2 separate regions of the Homo sapiens genome follow, and region 2 is linked to region 1. Evidence: chromatin loops called from intact Hi-C (ENCODE). Cell type or tissue: heart left ventricle. All regions are shown on one strand. Links, peaks and the distances in the headings refer to the core of each region. The heading gives the core; the rest is flanking DNA.

Region 1 (2,911 bases), core at 200-2,699:
TGCCTCCACCTGGGATCATCCCAGGTGTCCCCTTGCTCATGTCACTCACCGGCAGAGCTTATCTGGCCCTGGCAGCTTCCTGCTCTTGTGGCCTTGGAAGGGTTCCTGAGACATCAGGAAGAAAGAGGCCTTAAGGAGCATTGCCTAAGTCTCGGACTGTGGCACCAAAACACCTGATTCCTGTCCGGGCTCTGCCTCTGTATGTGACTTCAGGTGAGTCATTCAACCTCTGGGTGCCCAATTTCCTCATGGGCTTATGTATGTAAGTACTTAGCTCACAGCCCAATGCCCACCACATGGCCCAGTCAGGGGTGGCTGCACAGCCAGGGATGGGCACAGCTGAGTTTAAACCCGGGCCAGGGCTCTTGACAGGATTTGGGGCTGCCTCTTAGCCAGGATGACTTCTCCCTACACCCTATTCCACCCCCCGGGCAGCTCATCTCGGAGCGAGAGGCACCAGTGAGCAAATCCAGAGTCCAGGCTCCACCAGGCTCCCAAGTTCCCCTCCTTCGTCCCCTGCTAAGCTAACCTCTCGCGAGCCCTGGACAGACCTGGTTTCACTTTTTCCCAGGATCTGCTGGTCTGCTAAGACTCCACGACTCTTTTCCTTCCTTGAGTGATTTCACAGACCCATGGGCGCAGCAGGTCGTGGGACATGGGTCCCAAATAGGCACGGTTTGTCTGATTTCAGCCTCTGAGTGGGAACAGCCGATGCAAAGGGATTGTGGAGCCTGGTGGCTCTTACCCCAGGTCTCAGGGACTGATGTCCCCTGAGTCTTTGCATATGCCCTTGCCCTGTGTCACATCCTCCCAAGCTAGAGAAGGTGGGCTCTGCATCAGCCTTCCTGGACCGGCCCCCACCAGGGCAGGAGAACCTACCCCACTCCCGCCTCCATCAGCAAGCCTCCCAGCCGGCTGGGGAACGTGCGCTGACTTTGTAAGTCTCCACCGCTTAACACAGAGTCGTGGGCTCCACCACAGAGGGGTTTTGTTTGGAACTTAAAACACTTGCTCAAATTAATGACCAAAATGTCAGATGTGTCCACAGCTAATTATTCATTAGATGCTTAATTAGTGTGGGATGATCATGACATTTTAATGTTATTAATTTTTATACTGTAATAGGAATTAAATTGTTCTGCTGTCCCGAAGCCTCCTGTTGGAGTCACACTGTGGAATTGGGGGCTGGGAGGAGGAGGGGCCGTGGAGGGCAGCTGGGGCAGCCAGGGAGCTCACCGGCCAGAGCCAGTGCACACACGCCCCTCTGCTGGCTGGGAGAAGCCTCTTCAGAGCTGGATGCTTTGGATGGCTGGGCTGACAGTGGGAACAGCTAAGAAAGAGGCACAGGGTAGACCAGATGGCTCCTTGAGGTTCCTTCCTGCTTAGACATTTCAGGATTTCATGTTCTTCATTTCTCCACCCCAAGACAAGAGGAATGCTAGGGAACTGTCCTGCAAAACCCACACAGAAAAGAGGAAGGGACTGAGGTGGTCACACCCACAAGAGACCACAGAAGGCCAGCAGAATGTCACAGACCTGTTTTCCACTCCCCACAGGCCAGAAGAAGGGGCTCACTGGGAAGAAATGTTGCATATTTTTAGACAAATGGAAGGAAGCCCTGTCTGCCAGCAAAGGGAGTCACACAGGAGACCCTGAGAGGGCTCTTGTTTGTAAAATGGGCATAGCTCTATTGTTATTTCTCATTATGAAAATAATCCATGCCCATGTTTAAAAATCTAATCATTAAAAAAAGGTAGAATGGTAATAAAAATCGTGTGAAATCCCACCTTCCAAAGATAGTAACTCTTCAGATTTTAGTGTCTGAACTTCTGAGCTCTTTCTGGGCAGATATTAGCCACTGCTATCTTGTAATCTACTTTTTTTGCTGACATGAGCATCTTTTCAAGCTGATGGACATAGATCTGCATAATCCTTTCTCGTGGCCACGTTATATTCCATTCTCCAAATACTCCATCACTTATCTAGCCAGTCCGTGAGCGTGGGATGTTTGGATTATTCCTAATTACTCATCATTAATAACCAGGATCCTTCTAATTATCCTTTTCATGTTGGTCTGGTTATACCCTTGGGATAAATCCCTAGAGATGGGATTGCTGGGTCACAGGGGAACCTCACAGGAGAGTTCCACTTCTACCTGCAACCTTGGCCAAGGACTTTAATTTCCCTAAAGCTGTTCCCCAACCTGTGAAATGGGTACACGAATCCTGTTCTGATAATGGCAAGGATTGCAGGACCTGGCACAGAACCTGGCATTTAGTAGGTTCTACTAAATGTTAGCTCCTTTTCTGAGTAGTTGCTGCTAACTCTCCTTTCACAAAGTGCTTTGGTATATATCATCTCTTTAATGTTATGATTCCAAAGGAAGGAAAAAGTAAAACAGATATGAAGTCTCAAGAAGGGTTGGGGAAATTCCTGGGTGGGTGACTGCAATTGAGCAGGGGCTGACGGCTGGGGCTTATTCTCAAATCTTCAGGGTCAGAGACACTTAGAGCAACCAACACATCCTCTGTCTACCATGTCTGGGCATCCCCCATCAGGGAGAGAACACGATATCCATTCAGTCCTGGCGATGTACTTTCGGAGTACACCCCTGGAGGATGTCCAGGCAGAGGTTTGAGCCAAGGTCCCTTAAAGAGAAGTCCTGCCATGAGGGACGATGATCCCCCCAGGAGGCCTGGAGGACCCCTCCTGCACCTGGCTCTGAGAGCCCAGGGTTAAGCCCTTTGCTTACTGAGCCTGGGCAATTGACTGAACCATCAGAAACTCTTGATTTTCCAGCCTAGATAAGAGGGCCAAGGGCTCAGAGAAGCTTCTCCCACTGGGGGACAAGAGGACATATGAGTAGCTAAGTGGTGTCTGCCAGAGCTGGATGTGAGAAGTGGATGGGACC
Region 2 (2,911 bases), core at 164-2,663, 220 kb before region 1:
CACCTCAGCAGAAGCAGTGCATGTCCCTGAGTTTTAGATTTGGAAAGAGAGATATATGTGGAGTAGTGGATGTTACTATATGTCACCCAGCTTTCCACCTGGGCAGGGGACACCTGCCTTCAGTGAGAGTAACTCGGGGCCTGGGATGTTCACTAGAAAGTTCCATACCTCTGGGTCTCTGTTGGGCCATTTTGCATTTCCAAATTATGTGTTGCAACCACCCCCCCCATGCACGTATTGCTTTTATCTTCCTGCGTGTATTGACACACATTTTTAGTGCTTTCTCCGCATATAAACTGACTGCTATCTTTAGCTTTACTTGCTGCGACGTAAATTATTCTCATTTTATTATTATTACCATCATCATTTTCATTATCACATGATGCCAGCAAGTGCTGTGGCTCTCGGGGACTCTCCGACAGATGACAGTCATAGAATGAAACTCCCAATGAATAGAAAACCCCTAACATTTATTCCATCGATACTTTTACCAACAAGTCTGAGGTTCCTTTTAACTTTACTGTCCTAAAATGTCCCTCATTTTGCAAATGAGGAAATGGGGGCTCCTGGGGGGGTGAAGTGACTCTCACAGGATCACTCAGCTCTCAGTGGCAGAATGGGAACTGACCCCTGGTTTCCCCCTGCAGAGTGCAGTGTCTTTTGTGTGGGATGAAACATGCTCCCAATCCCATTGCCACATTCCTCTTCTGAGTCTGCCGGGACTGCTGTGGAAGGTGCTCAGTGAAGCACTGGTGGGTGGGCTGCCATATCTGGGTTCCTTGCAGTGCACCTACTGAAAGCCTAGAAGGACCTTCACTCCATGACAGACACAGTACCCAGAGGCTGGGAAAGTTAGGGACGAAGACGGGCAGAGACAAAGGGGGTGCTGGACTCTGGCAGGATCATCCATCGTGCTGGAGTGGGGAATCTCCCTAGAGTGTATCTCGGGAGAGTGCCATGTTGTTAGGGAGAACCTAGGCTATGGAGTCAGCCTGACCCAGTTCTGCGCTGGAGTAGTTACGTGAAAACAGTGGGCCTCAGTCTCGTCATCTGAAATGGAATTTCAGTGCACAACTCCTAGGAGTTGTTCAGAGATGAATGTTAAGTGCCTGGCCCAGAGCCTGTTCCCAGTTGGCTGAGCTTTCCTCTGTGTGCACGCCCCTCATCACACCAGCAAATGGTCAGCTTGTCTTCTGGGCCCTAGCGATGAATTAAGCGCTGCTGGGAGATCCCCTCTGGGTGTTGCTTCAGCTGCCTGACCTCAGGAGGCTGATATCACAGCAACAGCACTCACTGGGCTTTAAGCCTTCACATTTCTTTTACTGGCAGAACTGGAAGGGCAGAGAGCCTAGCCCAGGAGTGGGTGGCCAGTGAGAACTGGGCAGCCAGCCTGGCTCCACTCCATTGGCGGCATTGCCCTTGGACAGTTTTGGTTGTCACCCACATTTGGCTTCTTAGCTGAAACTCTAGAGGTACATTCCTCCTTCCAACAACTGTCTGGAAACAGGAAGTGGTGCAGGGAAGAAAACCAGATGCCAGCTTCCCCCGCTGTTTTGACTGGGCTCTGTAAATGGAAACAGCTGAGAATACTATCCAAGGGTGCGTGTGCCCATCTTAAAGCTGGTGTGTGCATTGCAGGGAGGATGCTGGGTGCAAACATACTCTGACGTTTATATTGAATATTTTAGTTTGCAGAAATTCGCAATTAAATCTACTTTCCACCTACACTTTGAAAAATCCATTTATAGAAACCAAATCAAATTGGAGATCTAAGGACTGGTGGCCAGAAATGAAATATTTTTAAAATAAAATATATGGAGATTGAATTGCTGAAGCGCTGGCTTGTTCTGCGGCTTCCTGGGATGTGAGCTAGAGGGAAGGCTTATTGGACAGAGCCTTCTCTGGGGATCAATTATGAACTACTCTTACGTCCTGGCAGTTTCAAAAGGGAAAAAAAAAGTTCTTTGAAAGAACTTATTTAGCAGGCAGAGCCAATATTCTGTGTTTTCTTGAAGCCACCTTGTATTTCAGCTTCGGTGAATATGTGTGTCTCCTGTGGATCTTTATGGGAATTGCTTGAACACTCCGGAGAGGCTGGATGTGGCATTAAAACCACCTAACCTTTGCTCCCCCAGCCTCGCCATTCATCCTGAAGACTTAATTATTTCTCGAAAGATGATCCATACGGGTACTGCCTTTTTCTTAGGAATGTGAGCCCAGATGCTGAATTCCCCACTCTCCGTACTCAGGAGAGAGAAGCTCAGACTCAGCTCTGGCTTAAATTTCTGAATTGATCCCTGATTGAATTCCTCCTTTGAAAATTATCAAGAGCTGCTTAGTTTTTTCCCAGTTCCTATGAGGGATGCCAAATCCTTGCATGCGTTTCTGCACTCCTCTGCACCCACGGACCACTCAGAGAAAATGCAACCATTTTGTTCAAGTGAGTTCTTATTGCCCTTCATGGGCTCAGTTCCCTTTGAGAAGACAACTGATCCCATGCCACGTGTTTCCTGCAGCCTCGCTTCCGCCTTTAGGAAGCAGGCAGAGGAATTCCTACAGAGCACTAGGCCACCCCAGCGCCACCTCCCATGTCACACCAGGCAGAGGTTGGGTGGGATCTCTGGGAAGGCATGTCCTCCCTGCCTCCTGGGAATCCTGGGGAAGAACCACCCTAGGAAGTGGCAAGCTCCGGCGGGGTGTCCTACTCCCTGCTGGGTCACTGGAGCTTCCAGAGCCCAGGCTTCGTTGCTTTTCTGCTGTATTCCTGCCCCCTTTCTACTGCTTTCCAGTGGACAGGGACGGGGTGGGGCTGCCTTCCTGGGAAGGGATTGCGCTGCAGAAGCTGGGGCTGGTAAAGGCTGGGGAGCAAATGCAGACCTTGTCTGGGTGATGAGAGACCGCCACTCGTCTC

The links. Peaks named below come from ENCODE experiments on the same cell type or tissue, not always from the same donor. Only the 100,000 strongest peaks of a DNase experiment are listed, where the experiment ranks them.
Region 2: it touches region 1 in a loop (2.9-fold over the local background); 4 of 110 quality-filtered maps call a loop at or near these places.

The regions. Positions count from the first base shown.
Region 1 is chr1:7,515,201-7,518,111 of GRCh38, forward strand. The region is part of intron 6 of CAMTA1 (calmodulin binding transcription activator 1); the gene reads left to right. Among named protein-coding and RNA genes, the nearest start is that of CAMTA1-AS1, 75 kb to the left of the region's middle. In heart left ventricle, for the core only: a CTCF peak has its summit at 1,261 (motif pointing left); no DNase peak of the experiment used is centred there; H3K27ac peaks cover 487 bases.
Region 2 is chr1:7,290,354-7,293,264 of GRCh38, forward strand. The region is part of intron 5 of CAMTA1 (calmodulin binding transcription activator 1); the gene reads left to right. Among named protein-coding and RNA genes, the nearest start is that of CAMTA1-IT1, 73 kb to the right of the region's middle. In heart left ventricle, for the core only: no CTCF peak of the experiment used is centred there; a DNase peak (open chromatin) is centred at 1,398; H3K27ac peaks cover 1,307 bases.